Linked DNA regions of Homo sapiens: region 2 is linked to region 1. The links are chromatin loops, found by intact Hi-C in ENCODE. Cell type or tissue: K562. All regions are shown on one strand. Links, peaks and the distances in the headings refer to the core of each region. The heading gives the core; the rest is flanking DNA.

The links. A loop is a pair of places that touch in the nucleus more often than their neighbours do. Peaks named below come from ENCODE experiments on the same cell type or tissue, not always from the same donor. Only the 100,000 strongest peaks of a DNase experiment are listed, where the experiment ranks them.
Region 2: it touches region 1 in a loop (2.8-fold over the local background); 2 of 110 quality-filtered maps call a loop at or near these places.

What each region holds. Positions count from the first base shown.
Region 1 is chr20:36,037,535-36,053,794 of GRCh38, forward strand. It overlaps NORAD (non-coding RNA activated by DNA damage), which reads right to left and starts at 13,426. Exons shown (of 1, transcript NR_027451.1): 1 at 8,084-13,426. RefSeq lists enhancers at 12,423-13,622, 13,103-13,674 and a silencer at 13,162-13,371. In K562, for the core only: no CTCF peak of the experiment used is centred there; DNase peaks (open chromatin) are centred at 13,129, 13,537 and 14,347; H3K4me3 peaks cover 2,170 bases.
Region 2 is chr20:36,106,666-36,120,133 of GRCh38, forward strand. It overlaps a transcript of EPB41L1 not described here. Among named protein-coding and RNA genes, the nearest start is that of EPB41L1, 41 kb to the right of the region's middle. RefSeq lists an enhancer at 6,112-6,611. In K562, for the core only: no CTCF peak of the experiment used is centred there; no DNase peak of the experiment used is centred there.

The sequences.
Region 1 (16,260 bases), core at 12,015-14,514:
GATTATTGAACCCCATGGTGGCATGTGAAAATGAACTGTGGGAGAGATAATAGTATTTATTTATTTATTTGTTATGTTTTCCCAGATAGGGTCTCACTCTGTCTACTCTGGAGTGCAGTGGTGCAATCACGGTTCATTGCAGCCTTGACCTCCTGGGCTTAAGGGATCCTTCCACTTCAGTCTCCTGAGTAGCTGGGACTACAGGTGTGCCACAATGCCTGGCTAATTTATTTTTTTATTATTTGTAGAGACAGGGTTTCACCATGTTGCCCAGGCTGGTCTTGAACTCCTGGGCTCAAGAGATCTGCCTGCTTCAGCCTCCCAAAGTGTTGGAATTACAGGTGTGAGCCACCATATCTGGCCGTAATTGTATTTCTTGCTGTCTGTAATTGTACTGTTACGTAAGAGACTCTCCTTGTACTTAGGAAATATACACTGCAGTACTTGGCAGTTAAGAGAGATAATTTCTTCAATTTACTTTCCAAATTATTTAGAAAATTATAATATGTACATTTAGAGAGAGAATGGCAAAGAAAATATAGTCAAATAACAACTGGCCAGTCTGCGTGAAGTGTACTTAGGAATTGTTTTTAAAAAAAATTTTTTTTTAACAGAGGTGGGGTCTCACTGTTTTGCTCAGGCCTGTCTCAAACTCCTGGGCTCAAGTGATCCTCCTGCCTCAGCCTCTTTTTTTTTTTTTTTTTTTTTTTTTTTGAGACAGAGTTTCACTCTTGTTGCCAAGACTAGAGTGCAGTGGCAGATCTTGGCTCACTGCAGCCTCTGCCTCCTGGGTTCAAGAGCTTCTCCTGCCTCAGCCTCCCGAGTACCTGGAATTACAGGCATATGCCACCACGCCTGGCTAATTTTGTATTTTTAGTAGAGATGGGGTTTCACCATGTTGGTCAGGCTAGTCTTGAACTCCTGACCTCAGGTGATCGAACCACGTTGGCCTCCCAAAGTGCTGGGATTGCAGGTGTGAGCCACCGTGCCCAGCCACTGCCTCAGCCTCTTAAAGTGCTGTAAGCCGTCGCCTGGCCTTAGGAGTTCTTTGAACCATCCTTGAAATTAAAAACATATGTTTAACTGTGGTAAAATACGAATAGCATAACATGTATCATCTTCATCATTTTTAAGTGTATAGTTGAGTGGCATGAAGTATTCTCATTGTTATGTAACTATCACCACCATCCATCTCCAGAACTCTTTTCATCTTGGAAAAATGAAACTCTGTACCCATTAAACAATGACTCCCCATTACTCCTTCCCCCCTAGTCCCTGGCAACTACCTCTCTCCTTTCTGTCTCTATGAATTTGAGTACCCTAGGTACCTAAAGTAGTGGAATCATACAATATTTGTCTTTCTGGGGCTGGTTCATTTACTTAGCATGCTGTCCTCAAGGTTCACCTATGTTGTAGCATGTGTCAGAATTTCGTTCCTTTTTAAGGCTAAACAATATTCCATTTTATGTGTATATACCATATTTTGTTTACCCATTCATCTACCGATGGCCACTTGGGTTGCTTCTACTTTTTGGCTATTGTGAATAATGTTGTTATGAACATTGGTGCAAATGCATCTTTGAGACCACTGCTTTCAGTTCTTTTGGTTATATATCCAAAAGTGGGATTGCTAGATCCTATGGTAATTCCATTTTTAATTTTTTGAGGAACTGCCATATTTTTCATAGTGGCATTATCATTCTTGCAATTTTAAGTGTGAAGTTATCTTAAAATAAAAATTAGAACTGAAAAAAGGAAGAAAGTGAAGGAAGCTAATATGGATATGCATAAATATTGGCTTTAGTTGACTTTATAATTAGATAAAAATTGATTTTTAAGTTTGTTGAGGCCGGGTGTGGTGGCTCACACCTGTAATCCCAGCACTTTGAGAGGCTGAGGCGAGCAGACTGCTTGAGTTCGAAGTTCAAGACCAGCCTGGGCAACATGATGAAACCCTGTCTCTACAAAGAAATACAAAAATTAGCCAGATGTGGTGGTGTGCACCTGTAGTCCCAGCTACTCAAGAGGCTGAGGAGGGAGGATCACTTGAGCCTGGGAGGTGGAGGTTACAGTGAGCTGAGATTGCAGTGAGCCTGGGTGACAGAGCCAGACCCAGTCTCAAATAAAAAAAAAATCATTGATAAGCTCCGTGATATTCAGGATAAAAAGAGAAACATATTATTTATTAGAAATTAGACAATTGGGCCAGGTGCTTTGGCTCACGCCTGTAATCCCAGCACTTTGGGAGGCCAAGGTGGGTGGATCACGAGGTCAGGAGATCGAGACCATCCTGGCTAACACGGTGAAACCCTGTCTCTACTAAAAATACAAAAAATTAGCCGGGTGTGGTGGCGGGTGCCTGTAGTCCCAGGTACTCTGGAGGCTGAGGCAGGAGAATGGCACGAACCCGGGAGGCGGAGCTTGCAGTGAGCAGAGATCGCGCCACTGCACTCCAGCCTGGGTGACAGAGCGAGACTCCATCTCAAAAAACAATAACAACAACAAAAAGAAATTAGACAATTGAGACCAAGAAGAAAATGGAGGAAGTCACTATGGATTTGTATAAGCTCTAGCCATAATTACAAAACCTGGCTTTCACACACCTATTAGAATAGCCAAAATCCAGAACACTGACACCACCAAATGCTGGCAAAGATGTGGACCAAGAACCATCATTCATTGCTGGTGGGAGTACAAAATGGTACAGTTGCTTTGGAAGACAGTTCAGTGGTTTCTTATAAAATTAAACATTCTCCTACCACACAAGGAGTTGAAAGCATATCCATATGAAAACCCGTACATAAATGTTTATGGCAACTTTATTTGTAGTTGCTAAGACTTGGAAGCAACCAAGATGTCTTTCAGTAGGTGAATGGATAAATAAACTGTGGTATGTCCAGACAATGGGATATTATTCAGCACTAAAAAGAAATGAGCTATCAACTCTTGAAAAGACATGGAGCAACCTTAAATGCATATTACTAAGTGAAATAAGCCAATCTGAAAAGGCTACAAACTGGATGTATGTCCAGTTATATGACACTATGGAAAGGCAAAAACTATGGAGTTGTCTTCAAAATTAGTCGTTGCCAAGGGCTGAGGAGAGGGAAGGATGAATGGATATAGCACAGATGATTTTTACAGAAGTGAAACTACACCCTGTAATACTACTACTAATGGTAAACCCATGTCATCATACATTTGTCCAAATCCATAGAATGTAAACTTCCCAGAGTGAACCCTGGTGTAAACTCTGACCCTGGGTGATAACAATGTGTCAGTATTGGTTCCTCAATTGTAACAAATGTACCACTCTGGTCGCGGACATTGATAATCAGGGGGCTGTGCATGTGTCGGGAACAGGGAGTATATGAGAAATCCCTGTACTTTCCACTCAGTTTTGCTATGAACCTAAAACTGCGATAGAAAATAGAGCCTGTTAAAAAAACAAAACAAAACAACTGGCTTTGAGCTCTCTGATGGCTCAACATGGTGAAACCCTGTCTCTACTAAAATACAAAAATTAGCCGGGCATGATGGCAGGTGCCTGTAATCCCAGCTATTCAGGAGGCTGAGACAGGAGAATCGCTTGAACCTGGGAGGTGGAGGTTGCAGTGGGCCGAGATCGTGCCATTGCACTCCAGCCTAGGTGACAGACAGAGGGAGACTCTGTCTCAAAAAACAAACAAACAAAAAACAGTTCTCACCAGCATTCACACATTGCTCCATTATCCACATCCTCATCAGCTTCGATGATCATCAGCTCATGGGGTTTGCCCCCTCTGCGAGAAGCATCCTGGAGCCCATTGGCTGCTACCTGCTCCCCTCCCTCCAAACAGCGCTTGTCTTCTGTCCATCTCAGTCCCCTCACCTTCAGGCTCCTGGGCATCTCCATGAAACAGGGAGGCCTAGGAGAGCTGGCATCACTGAATCTAAAACCTAGAAGAATCCAACCAGCACACATGCCCTAGGGAGAGGAGATGGTCTAGGTTTAGAGAGACAGCACCAAACAAGATGGAACAAAGTCCCTGGCCTCTAGGAGCTTATGTTCTGTATTGATGATGAGCACAGGAAGTGCACAAGAAAAATCAGGGTAGGTAGGGGGTGGAGGCTACTACTTTGTGAAGGGTCATTAGAGAACACTTTATGAAGAATATGACATTGGTGAGTACACCAGTGAGGGAGTGAACCCTGCAGATATCAAGGCCAAGAATGTTCCGGGCAGAGGAATGTTCCATGCTTGGCATGGCTAGGTGACAGCAAGGAGGCCAGTATGTCCAGAATGGAGTCAAAGGAGAAAAAAGTTGCAAGAAGGGGGGTGGAGGCCAGATCATGACCATGTGAAGGGAGCTTTTGGAAGGTTCTTAGCAGAGATCTAGGATCTAGAATCTGGCTAGACTGGGGAAGCACCAGCATGGAAGGCGTCGGGGAGGAAGGCACTGCAGTGATCCAAGTAGGAGATTATGGAGGCTTGGATCAGAGTGGTTGTGGTGGTGTTGAGATGGGACCAATCCTGGCCATATTTTGACGGCAGAACTGAGAGGGCTTGCTGTTGGACTCAATGTGAGGAATGGGAGAGAATCAAGAATTACTCCAGAAATGTTTTTTGAGCAAGTGGAAGCTGCTTCCTGAGATAAGGAAGGCTGTGAGGGAAGCACAGTTGGGGGTGGATCTCAGGAGTGTGGTTTTAAACAGTTTACAGCAAAAGGATTTAAAGATGAAGTGACCTAATATACATTAAAAACTTAGGACAGGACAGGCACGGTGGCTCATGCCTGTAATCCCAGCACTTTGGGAGGCCGAGGCAGGTGGATCATGAGGTCAGGAGTTCGAGACCAGTCTGGCCAACATGGTGAAACCCTGTCTCTACTACAAATACAAAAATTAGCTGGGCTTGGTGGCGGGCACCTTTAATCCCAGTTACTCAGGAGGCTGAGGCAGGAGAGTCACTTGAACCCGGGAGGTGGAGGTTGCAGTGAGCTGAGATCACACCATTGCACTCCAGACTGGACAACAGAGAATAGAGTGAGACTCTGTCAAAACAAACAAACAAACAAACAAACAAAACCTTAGGGACAGTATTTGGTACTTCATAGCACACATGCATGTAAGGTTGACATTTATCTCCATTTTAAAAATAAGATTGAAGTTTCAAGGGTTAAGCAACTTATGTACTGTATCTCTTTGAGACCCTGCTTTCAGTCCTTTTGGATATGCAGTTGAACCTTGAACAACATGAGTTTGAACTGTGTGGCCCCACTTATATGTGGCTTTTTTTTCAGTCAAATGCAGTGGTGGGATGCCAAACTGCAGACAGGGAGAGCCAACTTTTCATATATACAGGTTCTGTAGCAGGACTTGAGTATGTACGGATTTGGGTATACCCAGGGATTCTGGAGCCAATCCCCCAGTATATCAAGGTATGACTTGAAAGTGGCATTGCTGGATCATACGGTAGTTCTATTTTTAATTTTTTGAGGAACTGTCCTACTGTTTTCCATTGCAGTTGCACCATTTTACAATTCCACTAACAGTGCATAGGGGTCCCAGTTTATTCACATCCTTGCCAACACTTGTTTTTATTTTTGTTTTCTTTTTTTCTTTGTTTTTTTTTTTTTTTTTTTTTTTTTGAGACAGGGTCTTGTTCTGTTGCCCAGGCTGGAGTACAGTGGCATGATCTCAGCTCACTGAAACCTCTGCCTCCTGGGTTCAAGCAATTCTTGTGCCTCAGCCTCCCTAGTAGCTGAGATTACAGGCGCCCACCACCACACCTGGCTAATTTTTGTATTTTTAGTAGAGATGGGGTTTCACCATGTTGGCCAGGCTGGTCTTGAACTCCTCACCTCAAATGATTCGCCTGCCTCAGCCTCCCAAAGTGTTGGGATTACAGGTCTGAGCCACTGTGCCCGGCCTGATTTTTGTTTTCTAGAAAGTCTCACTCTATTGCCCAGGATGAAGTAGAGTTTTGACCTCCTCGGTTCAAGTGATCCTCCCACCAAAGCCTCCAGAATAGCTGGGAATACAGGCCATTTCTTTATTTCTATCAGAATTGGACTCATGGCTTCCTGTTTTATTCAGTGTGCTATCATTTGCATTATATGAGTCATTCTACATTTTGATGCTCAAATTGTGACAGATTTGGCCAATGGAAGCCACTTCAAGCTGGCTTCTGTGTCCTTTTGATATGTCCCCGTCATTCTTGGAGCACTGTCTTGATTCCTGCCATAACAGGATATTTCAAGATGATCTTGTACTTTCTTTGCTGCAGCCCTGGAATTAGCCATTTCTCCAAGGCCCATGGTTCCTTTTAGTAAAGAACCATGTTTAGAAGCTTCTGGCCCTGGCTTTACCCCCGATGAAACTCATGGCTTTGAAAGGCCCAGCATCTGATCTGAAGAGGCAGAACAAACCATTCATTTTACTGAGGAGACTGAGGCCTAGATGTGGTCCATTGGCCAAGTCCGCAGCCAGTGACAGAGCTTAGACACGAGCTGAGGCCCCTGACCTCCTGTCCAGTGTTCTCTGCATGGCAATACATATTGCTAGCTAAGCGGTCTGCTCCCAGCAGGGCCTGGCCCTCTCTGGACCTCACTTCCCTCTTGCGGCCACTGAGGGTTATCTTTGCCCTGGGGGTCCAGGACTGCCTGAGAGTTGACCTTAGCTCCTGGCTCTTGATGCGCCTTACCTTCCTGGAGACTTTTATGGGTGAATCCACCTTAAATTACAGAAGAGGTCCTGCTTCAGCTTTTATCTCCAGCTTACAAACCAATCCCATCCTGAAATGACTTGTCGAAGTGCATGGACCTGGGGGGACACGTGGTTTGTTCCCTCCACGCCAGGGATTCAAGGAATATGTGCCTCCCTGAAGCCCATCTTGGTCAGCTAAGACCTGTCTCATAGAGGAGCATCAACAGGAAAGATTGGGTCCAGGCCTGATACCGGGTTGGGAAGGCAATTGGAAAGGCCTCGTCTACCTGCCCTAAGGCTCCCAACCCACCCAGGTTACACCATCAGCATCTGGGGAAACAGAGACACTACCGTCCCACATCCGGAGGCCAGTGTCTCATTAGCCTCACGTCAAAGTTGAGAATAAGAACCCTCTATAGTCATATTCTCTATATGCCATTAGAGAATGTTTGCTGTGCCTGATTTGGGGATAGGTTATGCTGCATCTGACCGATGCCCTCTGGTTTGGTCAGCCACGATAGCAACTTCCAGCCTGGAAATGCTTGATTATTCAATCAGTGCCCTTACTAGTGATGTCACACCAAGCAGCAGTCTGAAAGGCTTTCGTCTGTTGTATTCAACAGACATTTCCAAGCACCTGCTGTGTGTCAGGCATTACGTTGCACCGTTGTTGCAGAAATTATTTAAACCTTAGCTCAATCCAAGTAGGCTTTCAGGTAACAATTACGATGCAAGTGGGCTCCATCCATATACAAGAGGAACAAGGAGGGGCAGCAAAAGAAAGGCCGTATCGGCCGGGGGTGGTGGCTCACGCCTGTAATCCCAGCACTTTGGGAGGCTGAGGCGGGCGGATCACTTGAGGTCAGTTTGAGACTAGCCTGGCCAACATGGTGAAACCCCGTCTCTACTAAAAATACAAAAAATTAGCTGGGCGTGGTGGCGCATGCTTGTAATCCCAGCTACTTGGGAGGCAGAGGTTGCAGTGAGCAAAGATGGCACCACCACACTCCAGCCTGAGTGACATAGTGAGACGCCATCTCAAAAAAAAGGCCGTATCTTCTGACGTTCAGTTCTGGCACTCGGGAGTGTCAGGTTCTTACAGGCAAGACTTTGTGGAGATACTGAATTTAAGTTGGGCTCTGAAGAATGATTTTGCCAAGTGAAACTGTGGAAAGGGCATTACAGGCAGAAGGAATGGCTTGAGCAAACCACAGAACCTGTAAAGTGCAAGGTTATCCTGAACAGCAGAGCACCTGGGTGGCAGTGGCTAACACCCAGGCAATGGAGGGAGGAGTCAAAGATGAGAAATTCCAGATACCTCAGAGCCCAAGCATGAAGGAGCATGAACCTGTGCTTCTGTAGCGTATACTAACTCTATTCTACAAGCAACGAGGGCTTAATACAGGCTTTTAAAATAACCTTTATTTTTTAAAAGTTAGTATGTGCATTATAGGAAATTGAAAAACACAAGCAAAGAACAAAGTCATTCACAATCACAAGCAGTTTATAGTTTGACATATTCTTCTAGATCCTGTGTGTAGGCACAACATCCAATTTTATGGGACTGAGACTGTACAGTATGTATCATGATTTTTCACACATCATGAATATTTACCAATTCAAAATCCCAAAGCTATATGAGTATTCTGATAACCAAGAATACACTACACCAACTCAAACTGCTAAAAAAAAAAAAAAAGATGTAATCCTGCCTTTCTTGGGACAGAAATTTCATATAAGACAAAAATGGCAACACGCCTCTAGATAAAAGCATTGGCAGAGTTCTGATTTAAATGCTGCATTCCCTTAATGCTCAATTTAAAATGAAACACACAGCAACAGAATACAGTATGTTTTTAAGAGAATTCATTAGCAGATCTATACCATTAAAATATTAGCAAAGTGTATTTCCATTGAATTAATGTGTTCTTATAGTACAGCCAAGAGATGCATACATCAATGGCTATCAAAATGTAAATATGGACATATATGGACACATCTGCATACATCTCTACCTGTATAATTCCTTCTGCCCCTCTGCTGCCAACCTAATGAACAAGTCCTGACATACACTGCTCAGAGGTGGCTTAACAATTCCATGTCCAAGATGTATCCTATCAATTATAACAAAGGTATTTACAAATAGGCTAATTCACTAGCTCTAGTTTTTATCATAAGTTGTCACCCCATTCGTAAAGCTTAGATGTTGCAAAATAATAACTTTGTCCACAATGAACACAGGCACTTTACTAAAAACGCTCTTGTAGACCTGTGGTTATCATCTAAAACCATCGTCTAGATATGGAGATACTAGCAAAGAGCCCTTCCCTTCACCCTTCCTCTTCTCCCTCTTCCACCATCCCCGTGACTAAGTACAGGATGTCTAGCTCCAAGGGGTGGACTAATAAAGGTCACTCCCAGAGGACAGGCCTTCCTAAAAACTAACAAAAGGACATTCACAAAGGGACTGATTTACTACATCTATTTTTAACATACTTTGAGCATTAAGACTTATCCTTTAATACACAATATTAACTAAAATGCACATATAGAACAATGGTTAGACCATCTGAACTAATCTCAGGAGCACAGAACCCCTCTCCCTGCATACCTCCTCTGCCCACCCCCCCTTCCCCCACCCCAAACACCCAATGAATAGTCTGCATTCGCTCCTAAGCATCAAGTTTTAACAATTCCATTCCCAAATGCAACCACTCCTAGGAAGTACTGAAAACAAATGCTTAGAGGGGTGTTACTTAAGCCCTCTACTGTTAACCTACATTGTGCACTTTTTTTTTTGAAACGGAGCCTCGCTCTGTCGCCAGGCTGGAGTGCAGTGGTGCGATCTTGGCTCACTGCAACTTCCGCCTCCCAAGTTCAAGCGATTCTCCTGCCTCAGCCTCTCGAGTAACTGGGGCTACAGGTGGGCACCACCACGACCAGCTAATTTTTGTATTTTTAGTAAAGATGGGGTTTCACCATGTTGGCCAAGATGGTCCTGATCTCTTGACCTCGTGATCCGCCTGCCTCGGCCTCCCAAAGTGCTGGGATTACAGGCATGCGCCACTGCGACAGGCCGTTGTACACTTTTAAACACCTAGAAAGACTAGATGTTTCAAACTGGACTTAAGTTTTCCATTATATACACAGTAGCATTGAATAAATGGTATACATACATAACACAGACTGTAATTTGAGTGTCTTCTAAATAGGAACATTCTGGCCTAGAACCCTTCCCTTTCCCACCTCTACCAACCCCGTGGACAGCTATAAGCCATCTGTAATGCTTAGGGGGGGTTTTAACAATTTCACTTGTTTTTAAGAAGTCTTCCCTATGAATTTTAACACAAAGTGTACTCAATGTAGTAGTTTACTAATTCTACTTTTGTCATATACTGGCAACCTTTTTAACATCGACTAGACGTAAATTAGGACTCCTATGTCCGCTTATATACACTATATACACAGCACAGTAAATGAAAATGCAGACATAAGGGACAATGGTCAATGTGCCTCCTCATAAACACACTGGACACTGGTAGAAAGCCCTTTGCACTTTGTGCTCCTCCTTCCCCCTGAACCAGCACAAATATCAAAATGGGTACTGCTCAGAGAATTGATCAATTTCCAAGACAATATTTCATATCAAAAGGATAGCTACAAAATGTGTTATTTACTACCTCTACTTTTAACATACTTTGTGCACTTCTAAACATCTAGAAAGACTAGATGTTTCAAATAAGGACTTAAGTTTGTCCGCTATATACACAGTAGGGTTGAATAAACTACACACATGTAACAATGGTTATATCTGATAGTGTCTTCTAAATACGAACATTCTGGTCTAGAACCCTTCATTCCTTCCAACTCCTCTCCACCACCAACCTGATGGATATAGGCACGTGTCACTTAGAGCTGATGTTATCTCACTTCCAAAAGTCCTTTTCAGAAGACAGCCTTTCTACAAATTTTAACAAAGTGTACAAAATGTGTTAGTTTACTAACTCTACTTCTGTCATACATTGGCAACCTCTTTAATATCTAGAGACTAGATATTATAAAATCGGGACTAATTTGTCCGTTATATATACAATATATACAGTATAGCAAAGTTAAATGAAATGCATGTAACATATACACAATGGATTAAGCTGAAATTTTCTAATAAACAATGGCAAAACACCATTTGCAATTTCTTCCCTCCCACCTCCCAGGTGGTTCAACAATTCCACTTCCAAACAGCATTTCCCATCAGTTTTTAAAAGCTATTTACAAAGTGTTATTCTACTACCACTTTTAAATACATCAAGCACTTCCAAATATCTAGAAAGACTAGATATTTCATATAACTTGTCCACCACATACACAGCACTGTTAAATAAAATTGCACACACATAACAATGGTTATCATCTGAGGTATCTTCTAAATGTGGCCATTTTGGCCTTGAATCATTCCCTCCTCCCTTCCTTCTCTGCCTTCAATCCAGTGGACAAGTACAGGCACGTGTAATGCTTAGAGATGGTCAAACAAATTCCTATGCAAAAGTCTTTACAGAAGACAAGTTTTCCTACGAATTTCAACACAAAGTGTACAAAATATGCTAATTTTACTCCTTTGTCATACACTGGCAACCTCTTTAACATCTAGAGACTAGATGTTGAAAAATTAGGACTATTTGTCCATTATATATACTATATACAGAGCAAAACAAAATGCACAAAACATATAGAAAAATGGTGTCTGAAAATGTCCAAGTATGAACACACTAGTAATATTACCTTTTGCAATTTCTTCCCTCCTACCTCCTCTAAACTATTGAACAAGTATAGACATTACTATACTGTTCACAAAGGTGGCTTCACAATTCAATTTCCAAAAGCATTTCCTATGAATTTTAGCAAAAAGATATTTACAAAGTGGTATTTTACTACCTATACATTTAACATACATCGGGCACTTCTAAACATCTAGATAGACTAGATGTTTCAAGTAAGGAGTTAATTTGTCTACTATGTATACAGCAGTCTTGAATAAACTGCAAACATGTAACAACAGTTATAATTTGAAAGAGTCTTCCAAATGTGAACATTCTGGCCTAGAACCCTTCCCATCTCCATCAACCCAGAAGACATCAAATTTTCAGAAGACAATCTTTCCTAGGACTTGTAAAACAAAATGTACAAAATATATTAGTTTACTAACTCTACTTTTGTCATACACTGGCAACCTCTTTAACATCCAGAAAGACTAGATGTTGTCAATTAGGACTCGTCTGTCCTTTATGTACACTATATACACAGATAAGTAAAACAAAATGCACAGACATAATGATTCATCTTGCCTCGCTGTAAACAGGATGGCATAGAGCTCTCTGCACCTCCCCCTCCTCTCTCCTCCCCTGAACCACTGCACAAACACAATGAGTATTACTCAACAGGTGATTTGGCCATTCCCCCCCAAAAATATTTCCTATGAATTGTAACAAAAAGGTATTTACAAAATGTGATTTTGCTACCTCTAATTTTAACATATCAGGCACTTCAGAACATCTAAAAAGAAGAGACATTTCAAAAAAGCTTAGCATTGTCAACTATATACACAGTAGTGAGGAATAAAATGCACACAAAACAATGGATAGAATATGAAAATGTCTTCTAAATATGACCAGTCTAGCATAGAACCTTCTTCTCTTCCTTCTCAGGTCTTCCAGCTCCATGTCATCTAACCCACTTAACAAACGTGGACGTATCGCTTCCAGAGGCCGTCTTAACAACTCCATTTCCAAAAGTCATCTCCAGAAGACATGTATTTTCTATGATTTCTTTTAAACAAATGAGAATTTACAAGATGTGTAACTTTCTAACTCTATTTTATCATACGTCGGCAACCTCTTTCCATCTAGAAGGGCTAGATGTGACAAATGTTTTCTATTAAAAGGTTGGGGTGGAGTTGAGAGCAGCTTTTTCATATTATATACACAGGCCTTCCATAAACGGCCAGTAAATCTTCCCAGAGGGTGGTGGGCATTTCCAACGGGCCAAACGTGGCCTGTCATTCTACCATTTCTCTCTTCCGACAGCAAAGTCTGGTAGAATGAAGACCAACCGCCCGATGGCCGCTAACCGTTCCACCCGTCGTCGTTCGGGACTTCGCTCACCTTCCAGGCCCCTTAAGGCCTTTGTCCGTTGTCGTCAGGACTAGGTAGGTCTCGCCCAATGGCGACAGAGTGGTCACCCGGGAACCGGATCTGCGCGGCTCCGTGGCCTAAAGAGGCGGCCGAGCCTGCTTGCGTCCCTAGGCCGCCTTCCCGGGCCGTCCACGCCTTAATGGCCTCCGCCGCGCGGCGTTCGAGCTGCCGCCATACTTCCCGGCCCACCACGCCCAGCGCCGCCCAAAGGCGCTGCGTCCCGGCGGCTCTGCGGGGGTTTCGTCGAGGCTTGGGTCGGGAGACCCGGGTGCCGGCGGGGTCCGGGCTGGGAGACGCCACGGCCGCCATTAGTCACCGAGGTGGGGTGGGAAAGAGAGGTTCGCTGCGGCTTCAAGGTCTGGGCACAGCCAGTGGGCGGGCACAGCCAGTGGGCAGCCACAGCAGAGGCCTCCGTTATCTGCAGGGCAGAGGGCTCGGCCTGTCCCGGGGCCCCCCAGTTCACCCGCCGGCCCGGGGCCGGAGGGCCTGGAGGGCCCTGGAGGAGCGGGCTGCGTTCTGCGTCTCTCCGCGATCTCTGCCGGACCGGAACTGACTTGGCAGTTCTCTGCGCTGGCAAGAGAGGAGCGGTACCGGAAGTGCCCTTGCGCTGGGGGCCCGCGAGCCGTGGTTCCGGGTCTGCAATGTTCCGGCGTGGGGGTGGGGAATGGGGAATGGGGTGTGGTCACGTGGGGTTAGGGCCCCCTCCACCCCGCTTGCTCTTCGCAACGGAAATTGCTACTGGCCTCAGAATTCCCTGAGCAAACGTTGCTTCTCTATCTCCTTACTCCTCCGGTGCTGGATAAGAAGACTCCAATATTTCATTTATTGACTCATTTACCACCTGTTTACCGAGCACCTATGTGCCTCTAAGCACGGGGGAGTGCAGCAGTAAAGAAAAAAACACAGGAAAATTTCTGCTCTCCTAAAATTTACATTCTAGTAAGGGAAACAACAATAAACAAGATCCTTAAAATGCATAAAAGGGTAGATAGCGAAAGTGCTTTGGAAACATAAAAAGGAAAGAGGAATATGAAGTGCAGGTGCGGAATGCTTTATAGTACGGCCAGGTGACTCTGGAGCAGAGACCCGAAGGAGGCGAGGGGATGAGCCATGCTTGGAGATGTCTGTAGGGGAACAGCTTATGCACAGGCCACAAAGCCGAAGCATGTGGGCCAGGCCTGTTCCAGGAACAGCAAAGAGGCTGGGGAAGAGAGGAGAGAAATGGGACCATGGGAGGGAGTTGAACTGCAGTGCGGGAGAGCTGAAGTGGAGGCAGGGGCAGAAGCAGGGAGACCTGATAACTGACTGTTGCAATCAAGCAGGTGAGCTATGATAGGGACTTATGCCAGGGCGACGACAGCAAAGGGGGCAAAAAGTGGTTGAATTCAGGGGTTGACATAAGCTCAAGTCTATAAGATTTGCTGACGGACCAGATGTGAAGTGGGAGAGCGAGAACTGAAAGATGACTCCACACTTTTTGGCCTGAGCAAATGAAAAGGCAGCCGCCTTAAGTGAGATGGAAGAAACCATGGGAGGAGCAAGCTTTGGGGAGAACACCAGGAGCTGAGTTTTAGGCATGTTAAGTTTGAGATGTCTGTTTGACATTCAAGTGGAAATGTCAAGCAGACAGATGGATTTATGAGTCTGGCATTCAGGGAAAGGTTTGAACTGGAGATGAATCTTTGGGAGTCGTCAGCATATAGATGTCTTTAAAACCTTGAGGCTGCATGAGAGAACCAAGAGAGGGACAAGGTCTGAGGTCTGATCCCTGGGTAACGTTTACAGGTCAGGGAATGAGAAGGAACCAGCAAAGGAGACTGAGAAGCGACCAGGGTGGTAGGAGAACAACCAGGAGAGTGTGGTGTCCTGGAAGTAAATGAGGAAAGTGTTTCAAGGGGAATTTATCAACAGTGTCAAATGCTGCTGATGTGTCAATTAAGATAAGGTTGGAAATGACACTTCCAGCTTTTAGAATTAATGCTGTGATGAACTTCCTCGTGAATTTTCACATTTTGTGTAGACTTCTGAATTCCTTTGGGTTTTTTTGTTTTTTGTTTTAGATGGAGTCTTGCGCTGTCACCTAGTCTAGAGTGCAGTGGCGCGATCTTGGCTCACTACAACCTCCACCTCCCAGGTTGAAGTGATTCTCCTACCTCAGCCTCACGAGTAGCTGGGATTATAGGCGCCCGCCACCGCGCCCAGCTAATTTTTGTATTTTTGAGTAGAGACGGGGGTTTCACCATGTTGGCCAGGCTGGTCTCGAACTTCTGACCTCGTGATCCACCTGCCTTGGCCTCCCAAAGTGCTGGGATTACAGGCGTGAGCCACCGCCCCCAGCCTCTGAGTTCCTTTGTTTGTATTTGTATTTTTATTTTTTTTTTTTGAGGCAGAGTCTTGCTCTGTTGCCCAGGCTGTAGTGAAATGGTGCGATCTTGACTCACTGCAACCTCCACCTCCTGGGTTCAAGTGATTCTCCTGCCTCAGCCTCCCAAGTAGCTGGGATTACAGGCACTCGCCACCAGGCCAGGCTAATTTTTTGTATTTTTAGTAGAGACGGGGTTTTACCCTGTTGGTCAGGCTGGTCTCGAACTTGTGACCTCAGGTGATCCACCCACCTTCGCCTCCCAAAGTGCTGGGATTACAGGTGTGAGCCACCGCACCTGGCCTGCATTTTTATTATTTTTAAAATTATTTATTTATTTATTTATGTTTGAGACAGGGTCTCGCTCTGTCATCCAGGCTGGAGTGCAGTGGTGCCATCTCGGCCCACTGCAACCTCCAACTCCTGAGTTCAAATGATTCTCCTGCTTCAGCCTCCCAAGTAGCTGGGACTACAAACGTGTGCCACCATGCCCAGCTAATTTTTGTATTTTTAGTATAGATGAGATTTCACTGTGTTGGCCAGGCTGGTTTCAAACTCCTGACCTCAGGTGATCCACCTGCCTCGGCTTCCCAAAGTGCTGGGAGTACAAGCATGAGCTACCACCACTGGCCCTGAGTTCCTTTGGATACAATTCTGGAAATGTAAAGAAAGATCAAAGGATTAAGACTCTTGATGCAGACTCAGACATGATTCCCAGGAGGAAAATCCTGCAGTCAGAAAGGCCTTGCTGGTGGAAGGTGGACAGGAGAGGTGGCGAGAAGTCCAGGGGCTCTAGTCCACAATGAGATGACAAGGCCCTGAGCCAGGAGAGTTGCACAGAAGTAGAAAACCGGTGAAGTGAGTGTTTCTAGCATTTCAAGAGAAGAAGCCAGTGGGCTGAATACCTGAGAGAAGAGGGAGGAGGGGAAGGAAGAGCCATGGATTATACAAGTTTCAAACACTAGCGCTAATGGGTAGTTTGGTAGTTGATACATTAGCCAAGACAAGGAGTAGGAGAGGCTC
Region 2 (13,468 bases), core at 4,734-7,233, 62 kb after region 1:
TAAGTCAACTTTACCTTCGAGGCTTAGCTCTGGGCTAGGGCCAAGGAGGTCATCAGCCCAGGCCCTCAAGGACTTGACTGCAGAGCTGCAGCTGCCCTATACAGCAGCCATTAGTCACATGTGGCTAGTGGACATGTAAAATGTGGCTAGTGCCACCAAGGAACTGACCTTTTGAACTCTGTCGCCCAGGCTGGAGTGCAGTGGCACAATCATTGCAACGTCTGCCTCCCAGGCTCAAGCGATTCTCCTTCCTCAGCCTCTGGAATAGTTGGGATTACAGGCATGCCCCACCATGCTTGGCTAATTTTTTGTATTTTTAGTAGAGATGGGGTTTCGCCATGTTGTCTGGGCTGGTCTCAAACTCCTGAGCTCAGGCAAAGTAATCCCAAAGGATTTCAGGCATGAGCCACCAAGCCCAGCCAAATTTTAAATTTTATTTAATATTTAATTTTATTTGATTTTAACTAATTTAACATTTTAAAAGAATGCTCCCTTCATTTATTGACAAACTATGCGTGTTTGGAAACTTAGATTTGAGAATATACCTTTTTTTTTTTTTTTTTTTTTGAGAAGGACTCTCGCTTTCGCTCTGTTGCCCAGGCTGGAGTGCAATGGCATGATCTCAGCTCACTGCAACCTCCGTCTCCCGGCTTCGAGCAATTCTCCTGCCTCAGCCTCCTGAGTAGCTGGGATTACAGATGCACACCACCATACCCGGCTAATTTTTGTATTTTTAGTAGAGATGGGGTTTCATCATATTGGTCAGGCTAGTCTTGAACTCCTGACCTCATGATCCACCTGCCTTGGCCTCCCAAAGTGCTGGGATTACAGGTGTGAGCCACCGTGCCCGGCTTTTTTTTTTTTTTTTTAAATCATAAAGGCGGCTGGGCATGGTGCCTCATGCCTGTAATCCCAGCCCTTTGGGAGGCCGAGGTGGGCAGATCACTTGACGTCAGGAGTTCGAGACCAGCCTGGCCAGCATGTGAAACCCCCGTCTCTACTAAAAATACAAAAATTAGCCAGGCGTGGTGCACGTGCCTGTAATTCCAGCTACTCAGGAGGCTGAGGCAGGAGAATTGCTGGAACCTGGGAGGTGGAGATTGCAGTGAGCTGAGATCACACCACTGCACTCTAGCCTGGGCGACAGAGTGAGACTCCATCTTAAAAAAAAAAAAATTGTAAAGGCAAGGAGAAGCTAAATATCTTATGAATATTTAGCATCTGAATCAAGATGTGTTGTAAGTATAAAATACACACTGGATTTAGAAGAGGATGTATTAAAAAATGTAAAATATCTCTATAGTCTTTTTAATTTTAGTTTTAATTTTTTTTTTTAGAGGCAGGTTCTCACTCTGTTGCACAGGCTGGAGTGAGTGGCATGATCATAGCTCACTGCAACCCTTGAACTCCTGGACTTAAGAGATCCTCCCACCTCAGCTAGTAGCTGGGACTTTAGGAATGTGTCACCTCACCCAGCTAAATTTTTTTATTTTTTGTAGAGACAAGGTCTTGCTATGTTGGCCAGGCTGGTCTTGAACTCCTGGTTTCAAGAGGTCCTTCCACCTCAGCCTCCCAAAGTGTGGGGATTACAGGCATGAACCACCGTGCTGGGCCTATAGTATTTTTTACATTGATTACATGTTGAGATAGATATATTGGGTTAAATGAATATATTATGAAAATTAATTTCCCTCATTCCTTTGTGCTTTTTAAAATGTAGGTACTAAGGCCAGGCACGATGGCTCACACCTGTAATCCCAGCACTTTGGGAGGCTGAGGCAGGCGGATCGCTTGAGACCAGGAGTTCGAGACCAGCCTGGGCAACATGGGGAAACCTGTCTCTACTGAAAATGCAAAAATTAGCCAAGCATGGAGGTGCGCACCTGTAACCCCAGCTATTTGGGAAGCTGAGGCATGAGAATTGCTTGAACCTGGGAGGCAGAGGCTGCAGTGAGCCAAGATCGTGCCACTGCACTCCAGCCTGGGTGAGAGAACGAGACTCTGACTCAAAAAATAAAATAAAATAAAATGTAGCTACTATACACTTTTAAATTACATATGTGGCTCGCATTGTATTTCTATTTGACAACACTATTGTAGACAGAGTTGAGTTGGGCACATTTGATTAATAACAGAAGACTACATAAAGACTAGTTATTTGGGGAAGGTTGGGAGGTCAATGAAGGACAGATATTCCCCACCTCACCCCAGCCCGGGCCTTGCCCCTTGGTGGAATGTTACCCTGGACAGCCCCATAGCCTTGAGGATGAGTTCAGGGCTTCTTTTTTTTTTTTTTGAGATGGAGTCTCGCTCTGTTGCCCAGACTGGAGTGCAGTGGTGCGATCTTGGCTCACTGCAAGCTCCGCCTCCTGGATTCACACCACTCTCTCACCTCAGCCTCCCGAATAGCTGGGACTACAGGCGCCTGCCACCACGCCCGGCTAATTTTTTTTTTGTATTTTTAGTAGAGACGGGGTTTCACCGTGTTAGCCAGGATGGTCTCAATCTCCTGACGTCATGATCCGCCTGCCTCGGCCTCCCAAAGTGCTGGGATTACAGGTGTGAGCCACTGCACCCGGCCGAGTTCAGGGCTTCTGATGGCAAATGAAAAACCTTGGTCTGGGTCCTCATCCTGGCCACGCCCTTCACTTGCTCTGTGTGTGACCTTGGGCAATTCTCTTTGCTGAACTTGAGCCTTTCATCTGCAAACTGAGACTAATGGTGGTTGAGGGGATGGCCTGAGAAATAATCCAAGTGAGTATTTAGCACAGTGCCTGGCATGCCTAAGCAGTCAAGTATTTGCTGTGTGGTGATTGCTACTACTGTTAGTGCGGGGGCTGTTGCCACGACAGTACTGTTGCATCCAGCAGCTCATATTCAGTTATTCCATGTGCCTCAAGGGGACATTGGCCAGAGGGGAAGAAGTTAAAATAGCTTGAGGGTGGGAGTTGGGATGGGGATTTGGGGCTGCTTTGTATGATACCTCAAGAGATTGCTTGGTTTTCAGGTAGCTCCTTGGATATTCCTTTCTGCAAGTGATCAGGCAAAGATAAATTCCATTTTACAGATGAGGAAGCTGAGGCCTGTGAAGGGAAAGTGACCTGGCTACACAGCCGGAACCTGAATGCAGGACATTCTGCCCCTGTCGTGGTGGTATTGGAGCCAGCTAATGCCACCATTCGAGGTTGCAGGAGCAGCACCTGACCAGAAATCCAGAGCTTGTAAGCAATGGTTATTATTAGTCTTCTATAACTGGAAAGGATCTTGACATTGTTTTTTTTTTTTTTTTTCTTGAGACGGAGTTTCGCTCTTGTTGCCCAGCCTGGAGTGCAATGGCGCAATCTCGGCTCACCGCGACCTCTGCCTCCTGGGTTCAAGCGATTCTCCTGCCTTAGCCTCCCTAGTAGCTGGGATTACAGACATATGCCACCATGCCTGGCTAATTTTATATTTTTAGTAGAGACGGGGTTTCTCCATGTTGGTCAGGCTGGTCTCGAACTCCCCACCTCAGGTGATCCGCCCGCCTCGGCCTCCCAAAGTGCTGGGATTACAGGCATAAGCCACCATGCCCGGCCTTGACATTGTTTAGTACAACGGTCTCATTCTGAAGTCGAAGAAACAGAGATGAGAGAGACAGAGCAAGAGGGAGAAAGAGAGAGAGAACTGCTGATCACATAGCAAGTTGGTGGCCAAGCTGGAGCTGATTCTGTTTGCTTAGATCCAGGCTTCAGCTCAGCCCCAGCAGGATGGATGGCCCTGCTTGTCAGTGCCCTTCTCTCCTGCCCAGTCCCCAGAGAGGGCTTCTGAGAAAGAGGCTTTTGTTTCATCAGCTCCTCCTGGTTTCCTCTCAAGGTAGCTACACACATGTGCACACACACACACACTCACACCCATTGGCCCCAGTTTGCATTTGTTACACACACACACTCTCACATCCCATTGGCCTCAGTTTGCTTTACACACACACACACACACACACACACACACACACACACACCATTGGCCTCAATTTGCATTTGTCCCTATTCCAGGTTTAAAGGACCCTGAAATTTGAAGACTATCCACACATATCTACTTTCTGGATATCCACGGAGAGACCATGGGCTTTTTCATCAAGGAGGCCTGAGTTCAAATCCTTCTTCTATGTCTGATTCTCTCTGTGACCTTGGGCAAGTCACTTGTTCTTTTTTGACCTCAACTTCCTCATTTGAAAAGCAGGAACGGGAATGGTATGTGTACAACCTAGTGGTTTAGCTGGGCTCCAGACCCCAGCCGCAGTGTAGGGGTCTCAGCTCTGCCACTTATTCACTGCCTGGTCTTCAGTGAGTCATTTCATCCTTCTAGGTCTCAGTTTCCCCATCTTTGAATGGTGCTGCTACCTTTTGGACAGTTGTGATAAGGCACCTTGCTGAGCTGTTCACAGGCATCATCTCATTTAGTCCCCCCATTAGCCCTGGGAGCAGACACTTTTACTCCTATTTTCCAAATGAGGAAGTAAAGTGACTTGCCCTGGGCCACATAAGTAGTAAGTGTTAGAACCAGAATTCAAACAGGTCTGAGTTACTCCAGAGCCTAAGCTCATAAACCACTGTGTGTTCTTCCTGTTCACCTGAGTTTCACATTTTACATGAAGTAGGAACACCTCATCCCACCTGGAGACTGACTGTTCTGAGTGTGTGAGTCCAGGGTGCCTGTAGCTTCTCCCTCCAAGTCTCCTGCCCCATTGCATACTAAGCCTGACCTGTGGTTGGAGCTCAAAGAAGATTGAGAAAAGTACTTACATACTTTGAGTGAATTACACCAGAACAGGATGTGAATGCTAAAAAGACCCCGAGGGAGGCCGGGCATGGTGGCTCATGCCTGTAATCCTAGCACTTTGGGAGGCCGAGGTGGGTGGATCACTTGAGGTCAGGAGTTTGAAACCAGCTTGGCCAACATGGTAAAACCTCGTCTCTACTAAAAATACAAAAAATTAGCCGGGCGTTGTGGCGCACGCCTGTAATCCCAGCTACTTGGGAGACTGAGATAGGAGAATCGTTTGAACCTGGGATGCGGAGGTTGCAGTGAGCAGAGATCGCACCATTGCACTCCAGCCTGGGCGACAGAGCGAGACTCTGTCTCAAAAAAAAAAAAAAAAAAGAGAAAAGAAAAGACTCCGAGGGATCACTGATTCCAACCATATTTATTTCACAGATGGGGACACTGAAGCAAGGAAAGGCCAAGTGGACAGCAGGGGGTATAACCATGGCACCTGAGGAGGCATCTGGAGGTTGGGGCCCCTGCTCTCCCTTCTCCCCATACATCTAGTCCACCAGCAAGTTCTGGGGATACCACCTTTTAAATACCTCTTGAGTCTGTCCACCTCTTTCTGTCTCTTCTGCAACCACCCTAGCTTAGGCCCTCATCATATCTCCGCTGGATAATCACAACAACCTCCTAACTGATGTTCCTGCAGCTTCCCCTGCCCCTCTTCCATCCTCTACCCTGTAAGCCAGTGGTTTCTCTTTGCTCTTACAATAAAGAGCGAATCTTCTCCTTGGCCTCCAAGGTCCTTCGCTGCCTGGCCCCTGCTGCCGCTTCAGGTGCATATTTGTTACTTTCTATTTTGCTTTCCGCCTTGTCACAAGGCCTTTTTGTTTAACAGGTTCAGCAACTTCCCTAAGGTGCCTCAGAGAGTCAAATGCCAGCCTCTCAATTTCCAGCACATGCTGGGCTCATGAACTCCTGTTCTGAGGAGCTAACGCTGTTTCCTCCCTCTAGGTGCCTGACTGACAGAAGTTCTTGCCCCCGGGGAGCTGGTGTGGACAGAGGAGGGGTGAGTGTTCTGGAGGCACAGACTTATTCTCCTTCTGCTGAGGTTGGACGAAGAGGTCTTCCAGGCCCTCGGCCTCTCGATTTTTGACATATTTGACTGCTGGGGAAGTGTGAGGCTTTGTCTACGCCACCTGTTTCTGGTGGCGCTGAAAACGGGGGCCATGCTGGGGACCCTCCCTGGTTTTGGCTTGTTTTGGGTTAGGGGCTGAAATGCATATTCATCAAGCTCTGTATTCAAAAACAGGCTTTGCCTCTATTGCTCATCCATGCCACCGTGGCTGGTGAAGGACGGTGCTGGGCCTGGAAGCTGCCCCGTGGCCCTTGCCTGCCTTTGCTTCACCACTCCTAGGTCGTAGACTAGATTCAGGAGAGAGTGCTTTCATCCTGGCCCTGCCCGTTGACTACTACATGACCTTCCTTTCTACTGGCCTCAGGGTCACATCAACATTGGTGGATCAGGGGATGGGGGAAAGTAGGGTCAGACTAAATGACTTGTTTTCAAACTTTCCAGCAGGGAACTCTCCTTTTTCCATTGCACCCCAAAGAATCTCAATGTACAAAACAGCTAAAGGGGTTGCAGTGTGGGTTGGAGTTGGCGTGGGGCTGGCCAATTCCTCAGCCCCCAGACAATGCAACTGACCTTTTCTTGGCTTTATGGAAGACACTTTGGAAACCACTGGCCCGGGGCGTGTCAAAGCTTCTTCCCAACTTGGAGGTGCTGTGATTCTGGCAGGGCGAGGGAGTAGAGAGGGAACTCAGCCAATGGAGTTACATTGATTGGGAAATTTCGAAGTAACATGCAAATGTCACTGTGATGTTATTAGTAAGGCACAATTGCCAGGGCTGTGATGTTGTCATTCTGGAGTCCTCTGGTTTTTAATTTTGGTTCAATGTGAAGTATCTTTGTACCCCTAGGGAAACTTTCCATTTGTGTGTGTGTGTGTGTGTGTGTGTGTGTGTGTGTGTGTGTGTGTGTACACATGTGTGTGCACCTGTAGGGAGCGGGAACTATGGGGAATGAAGTGTGGCTGAGCCAGGCTGGGACAGGTAGAATGAATGGTGGGCAGAGCTGGGAGCATGTTGCTCCTGGGGGTGGTGGGGGTAGGGGGTGGCTTTAGCTCGGTTAAAAGGAGCGATTTGGCTCCTTCCTACAGGGGCCCCATGGAGATCTCTGGGCAGGAAGCATCGGGAACAAGGAATCCTCTGTCCACAGCCACAGCACAGCCGGACAGAGGAGGTGGATTAGGAGTTCCCGGGAGGGAGCCTGCTCAGCCTTTCCCTGACATTTGGGCAAATGTGTGGGGAGATGCGGAGCTCAAGGTATGTGCGCATAGGGAAGGTGGGGCTCCGTTAAGGGGAGGTTGAGATCGGCTCATACATTTATTCCACACGTTCCTCAAGCTTCCTGAAGCCTTTCAAGGAGCCAAGCTCAGAAGCAGACAATTCTGTAGGAGTCAGAGCCAAGAAAGATGAGACTCTAGGTATTAACCACCATCAGTTTACTGAAGGAGACAGGAAATGTGAGAGATAATAGACTTTCACAGGCAGCTGGGTGCAGTCGGAGCTAGTTGGCCGTGTGTCTAGAGCCCCACATTCAAGTTCTTGCTCTACAGTAATGGTCTCATGACTTCCCCTTTCTGAACCCTCATTTCTCCTTCTGTAGAATGCAGATGAACACATCCGCCCTAGCTACTTCTCAGTGCTTTTCTAAGTGTCAATTAGAATAGAGTTTTTCAAATCTCTTTGGGCAACAGAAACCCATATTGTAAGCATTTGTAGCAGAACTTGTCTGGTTCTGGGGCAGTTTACCCAGAATTTTGCCCTCCTCGTGGCTTAGTTTCCTGGGTGCTTTTGGAGATACCTCTGCAAATTCCCAGGGCTCTAGGAAGCAGGGTCTAAAGACCACTGGGTCAGGGTATTCTTGAGAACATGCTTTGAAAACTGCCCACTGCAACCCAGGTGATAGGGGTGGTGCCACATACACAAGAGTAGTTATAATACTGGCTTCTGCTTGGCCCTGCCCATGGACAGCACTGACCTTATCTTAGTTAGGGTCTATACAATTGGGCATGGCTTTTTTCCAGAAACCAGTGACAAAAACTTAACTCAAAGTGGCTTTAAACCAAAAAATGACTTTAGTGGATCCTGGGGCAGTTCATGGGACTGAAGAATGAAGAATCAGGTTGACTCTCTCTCTGCCATCACTGCCTGTCTCTCCCTTTTAAGCTGTCCTGTGTCCCAGCTTAGCAATCCAAACAGAAAAGGGAGACTCTTTTTCTTCTAGAATCTGTATGTCAATCCAAGGGAAGGACTCTGAGTGGTTCAATCACTGTTGCTGGGAGGATAGGAATATTCTGAGTGGCCAGGTGTGGGTCAGGTGCCTACCTATGTAGCTAACGTAGGGGCAGAGCTAGCACCAGACACCGGGGGAGTAGAAGGCTGTTGGCAGACCACGAGAACATGCTAGGATATTAGTGGAGCTCTAGGTTGTAACAGCTCATAGGCCTGCAGGGGGCTGTAACTCCCCTCTTCAGTTATAGTAATGCAAATGCCAACAATAATAACAATAGCTAATGTGCATTGAATTACTCTCCCTGTACCAGGCATGTTCTATTGTTTTATGTGTATTCTTTCATTTAACTGTCATGACAGTCTTTGGGTAGGTCCTATTATTACTATTATTTCCCCATATTATCGATGAGGAAACTGAGGCCCTGTTAAGTTAAGGCCACACTTTGAGTAAGTAAGGGAGCTGGGTTTCAAGCCCAAGGTGTCTGGCTTCAGAGACCATGCTCTGACTATTGCATCTCCAGCCTCTGTTTGGTAGGCCAAGTGGCCATCTTGCCTTTGCTTGTATGCACGGAGCTCACGACTTACAGAGGCAGCCCAGTTCCAGGTTGCACTGCTCTGCCTGTTGGAAAGGGCTTCCCTATGCAGTGCACATGTCTACCTCCATACAAATCCATCCAGCCAGCATATGGCTGTGTGTTAGGTGTTTCAGGAGATGTCAAGACAAATCATCCATAAACCTGCCTGAAAGGTCATCATCACAATAAGTCACATTACTTACATTGTGCCAGGCTCCATGCTGAACTCTTTATGTGCATTATCTCATTTAATTGCAGCAACAGTCCAGGTGCTGTGGCTCACACCTGTAATCCCAGCACTTTGGGAGGCCGAGGCAGGTGGATCAATTGAGGTCGGGAGTTTGAGACTAGTCTGACCAACATGGTGAAACCCCGTCTCTACTAAAAATACAAAAATTAGCCAGGCGTGGTGGAGCATGCCTGTAATCCCAGCCACTCAGGAGGCTGAGACAGGAGAATTGCTTGAACTCGGGAGGTGGAGGTTGCAGTGAGTCGCAATCGTATGACTGCATTCCAGCCTGGGTGACAGAATAAGACTGTCTCAAAAATATAATAATAATAATAGTTGCAACAACAACTCCAGAGAGTAGGTTCTGTTATTGTCCCCATTTTCCAGGGGAAACTGAGGCTCAGAGGGAATAAGTGACTAAGAAACTGCAAAGCTGTTATTTGAGTTCAGGTCTGCCTAGCTCCAGAGCCTGTACTACAACCCAGTGCAGTCAGCTATGTCCCCTAGAGGGGAATACATGTGTGCAGATGTGATTGTGACACAGTCAGCATGCAAATTGCCACTGAGAGGGACAGGAAAAATGCAACTGGAGTTTAGAGGAGAGAGGTCAGGGAAAGGGGGAGAAGGGGACATTTGATCTAAGTTGAGGGGAACTAGGATTTGGACATTCAGTTCAGGGAGGGATCTCCAGGAAGGTTTGGAAGAGAGAAGCAGGGGTAGTGAAGTTTGGGGGAACCAAAGAGCTGAGTTGGGGGTGAGGATGAGGGGTGTTGTGGCCAGCTGTGCTTTCAGGCCCCACAGAAGGTGCCTTCTTCTTCCAGACTGTTCTCTTCTGAGACGTGAAGAGGTTTGATCTTCTCCAGGAGAGCTCAACACAGGTGCCCATTTCCTTCCTTTCCTCCTGATGTGAGGTGGGCAGGCCCTATCTGGAGGGTAGACAAGGCACCTGGGCACCAACAGCTGTCAGTGCTTCATTCCCTTCTTCCTGGTGGTGAATGGCAGGAAAAATGGTCCATTCCCCGGGGATCAGCACTTTCTCCAGACAGCACAGTGCTCCAGGCACCAGAATGGCTGGACTAGCCATTCAGGAGGGTTCTCCATGTCCTCCCTGGACAGCAGGCTGAAGCATATGCCTCTCACCCATGGAGGGGCTCCTTTCTCCTGTGCCCTCCCTTAGCTAATCTCATCCATTTGTCAGAAGTTGGATAATGCCCCCAGAGGCCTGGGCTCTGTCCCTAAAGTGCCTTTGGATTTTTCTCCAAACAACACAGGTGGGAAATTGGGGGAAGAGTATGATGTAGTGCTAGGTGCTCTCTCAGTTTCAAAGGATAGAAGAATAGCAGTTATTTTTCTTGAGCTGGACTCACAGTGAGTCAGGGGTTTTATTACCCCATTTTGCAGATGAGGAACTTGAGGTTCAGAGGAGGAAAATGATGACAAATGCAGTTGTCACATGAAATATGAATGGCTGTGCCATTGTCTGCTGAAGGAGGGACATAAGTGTGGAGACTCAACATGGAAAACTGCCCCTTCCCTCCCCTGCTCTTGCCCACCAATTCCTCCTCCTGTGGCAGTGGCTCTGAAATGCTGACTCTGGCTACCCTAGCTGCTCTCCATCCTCTCTTCTACATGGTAGCAGATCATTCGTCCTGGATTGCTGCCTGCCTGAGAGCTGGAGGGGTGTCTCTGGGGGACTCAGGCCTCAGGAATGTTGCCCACGTAAGGTCCAGACATCCAGTATTTCTTCTGTGACTCTTACAGTCTCTGGAGTCCCTGGATTTCTCCAATCCTTCTTGAAGGAATTCCAGCATTTCTGTAAGGGGAAAAGAGGCAGAGGACAGAAGAATTCTTTCATAATTCTTCTGTCCTTAGGATCCTTCAACCCCATGGCCCTTATCACCTGGCTCACACTAGAACTAGAATCAAAGTCCTTCATATTCTTTTCTACAAAGGGCTTTTCAATTTATCATCTCATCTGATTTTCCTTGTAATCCTGAGAGATAAGGCAGGAAGGGTATAATTATCCCCATTTTGTGGGTGGGTTAACTGAGGCTCAGAGAAGGTAAGTAACTTCTCCAAGGTTACACAGACAGAGCAGGGCTAGAAGATAGAAGCCAGTGTCCAGGAATCCTGACCTTACTTCTCAGTGCCCAGTGCTGACAGCTACTGGGACAGCCTCTGGCTGGCCTCTTAGTCCCTCTCTACATCCAGGACTCCCTCTCTGGTTCAGCCCAGTGTGGGGGAGGAGTCATGTCCCCAGTTCAGACCTTCCAGGCTTCCTAAGGCCTCCAGAGTAAAGCCTCACTCACCACTTCTGTATTTGAGAGTTCCCCAAATCCAGTCCCAATCCACTGCTCTTGCCAATCTCAGCTAACATAACAGGCTAGTCTTTTCCTTCTGACAAAGTAGACAAGATTAGCCATTTGTTAGGGGGGCATCCCTCTGTGGGATGTTGGATGAATGGGTTTCAGCCTGCTTGCTGCTGAGGGAATAGACAGGGAAACTGAGGCAAGGGTCAGCACAATCGCTGCATTCAGGACAGCTTAGAGAGGCAAGGCTAAGAAAAGGCTTGGACTGGACTAATACGATGGGCCTTTCCCCAGGAAAATCTACTGCTTTGTTTCATTAAATAAAACACAGATGGTGCGTGCCTATAATCCCAGCTACTTGGGAGGCTGAGGCAGGAGAATTGCTTGAACTGGGACCTGGGAGGTGGAGGTTGCAGTGAGCCAAGATCGAGCCACTGCACTCCAGCCTGGACTACAAGAACAAGACTCCATCTCAAAAAAAAAAAAAGAAACACAGAGTGTACTGAGTGCCTATCTTTTGCTCTACTTCTATCCCAGAGAATATCTTCCAAGGGGCACCTTAAGCTTTGTCAGAAAAGTAGCACCTGGGCCAAACCAGAACCAGAGACCCAGGTTCCTAAGGAGCATTGGAGTTTACAGCTCAGCACTTGCCAGAACAACTGGGATTCTGGAATTAGTGATGATGATTGCACAACTCCGTATGTAAATATACTCAAGAGGAGTGAATTGTATGCTGTAAAGTGGTACATTTTATGGCGTATGAATTATATCTCAATTTTTTTAAAAAAGAATACCTGGGATTATATTAGAGCATGCCCTGCACATGTAGGTGCTTAATAGATGCTTAATAGATATTTGTTGAATGAATGCATTAATGAATGTAAATTTATTTATTTATTTTACTTAAAAATTTTGTTTTGATATAAGAACATCTTATAAAGCACATTTGTTTGATCCTCACAGCAGCTGTAAGGAGGACTTAGGGCAAGAATAATGATCCCCATTTAACAGATAAAGAAACAGAGGCCTGGAAAGATGAAATGACTTACCTAGGGCAATTGAATTAGAGTTTTAGAGAGTTGAAATAAGTTTTTATGCTATCTTCTCCAGCCCTTGATTCATTAAGCAAACCTTAACCAAGCACTTCTTCTATAACTGAGCTATCCCTGAGATGCTGAGATACTGATATCAATGTGACAAGACCTCTCTCATTCCCCAGTAGTTGAGAGGGAGACTGGGATGAAGAACCAAGCACTGACATGACTAATCACACATGACTATGGTGTGATTAGTACTGAAGGGAGGTGGGCTCAGGGGCTGCAATGCCCAAAGGGGCTCTGGCCAGCCCTGGGGAGAGCAGGGTGACTGCCCTGGAGGCTGACAGCTGACTGGACCAGGAAGGATCAGAAAGATGGCCAAAAGAAAGGGCAAGGTGTGGCTGGGTGTGGTGGCTCACGCCTGTAATCCCAGCACTTTGGGAGGCTGAGGTGGGCAGATCGCTGGAGGTCAGTAGTTTGAGAACAGCCTGGCCAACATGTGAAACCCCATCTCCACTAAAAATACAAAAATTAGCCAGGTATGGTGGTGCACGCCTGTAATCCCAGCTACTCAGGAGGCTGAAGCAGGAGAATCGCTTGAACCTGGTAGGGTTGCAGAGAGTCGAGATTGAGCCACTGCACCCCAGCCTGGGTGACAGAGCAAGACTCCATCTCGAAAGAAAGCAAGAAAGCAGGAAGGAAGGGAAGGGAAGCGGAGGGGAGAGGAGGGGAGGGGAGGGGAGAGGAGGGGAAGGGAGGGGAAGGGAAGGAAAGGGACAAGGTGGGCAGGGTAGGGTATCTTCATGTCAGTCCAGGGTGCCCTTGAATCCTGTGATGAGATTAGGGCTGGCTTTGATTCAGAAGAACAGGAGGAGTCACTGATGAATTTTAAGCAGGCGAGGAACAATGCTAGATTGCCCACTGCCCTCCATCCAGGGCAAGCCCATTTCAGCCCTTTCTTCAATACCACTCTCCCTGCCCGCCCTCCTCCTCTGTACCCTCTGCGCTGGTCACACGGTGAGCCTGATAGAGGTGAACTTGAGCCCAGGGGTCCTCTCTCCCAGACCAAGCTAGTCCTTGCTTCATCACTCCAAGTAGCCCTCCTCAGTCTGAGTCCACCCCTGACATTGCTGTTCTGGCCTTCAGCTGATCACAGCTAGAAACTGTCGGTAACATTAGCACTAAGCGCTAATAACCATTAAAACAGATGAC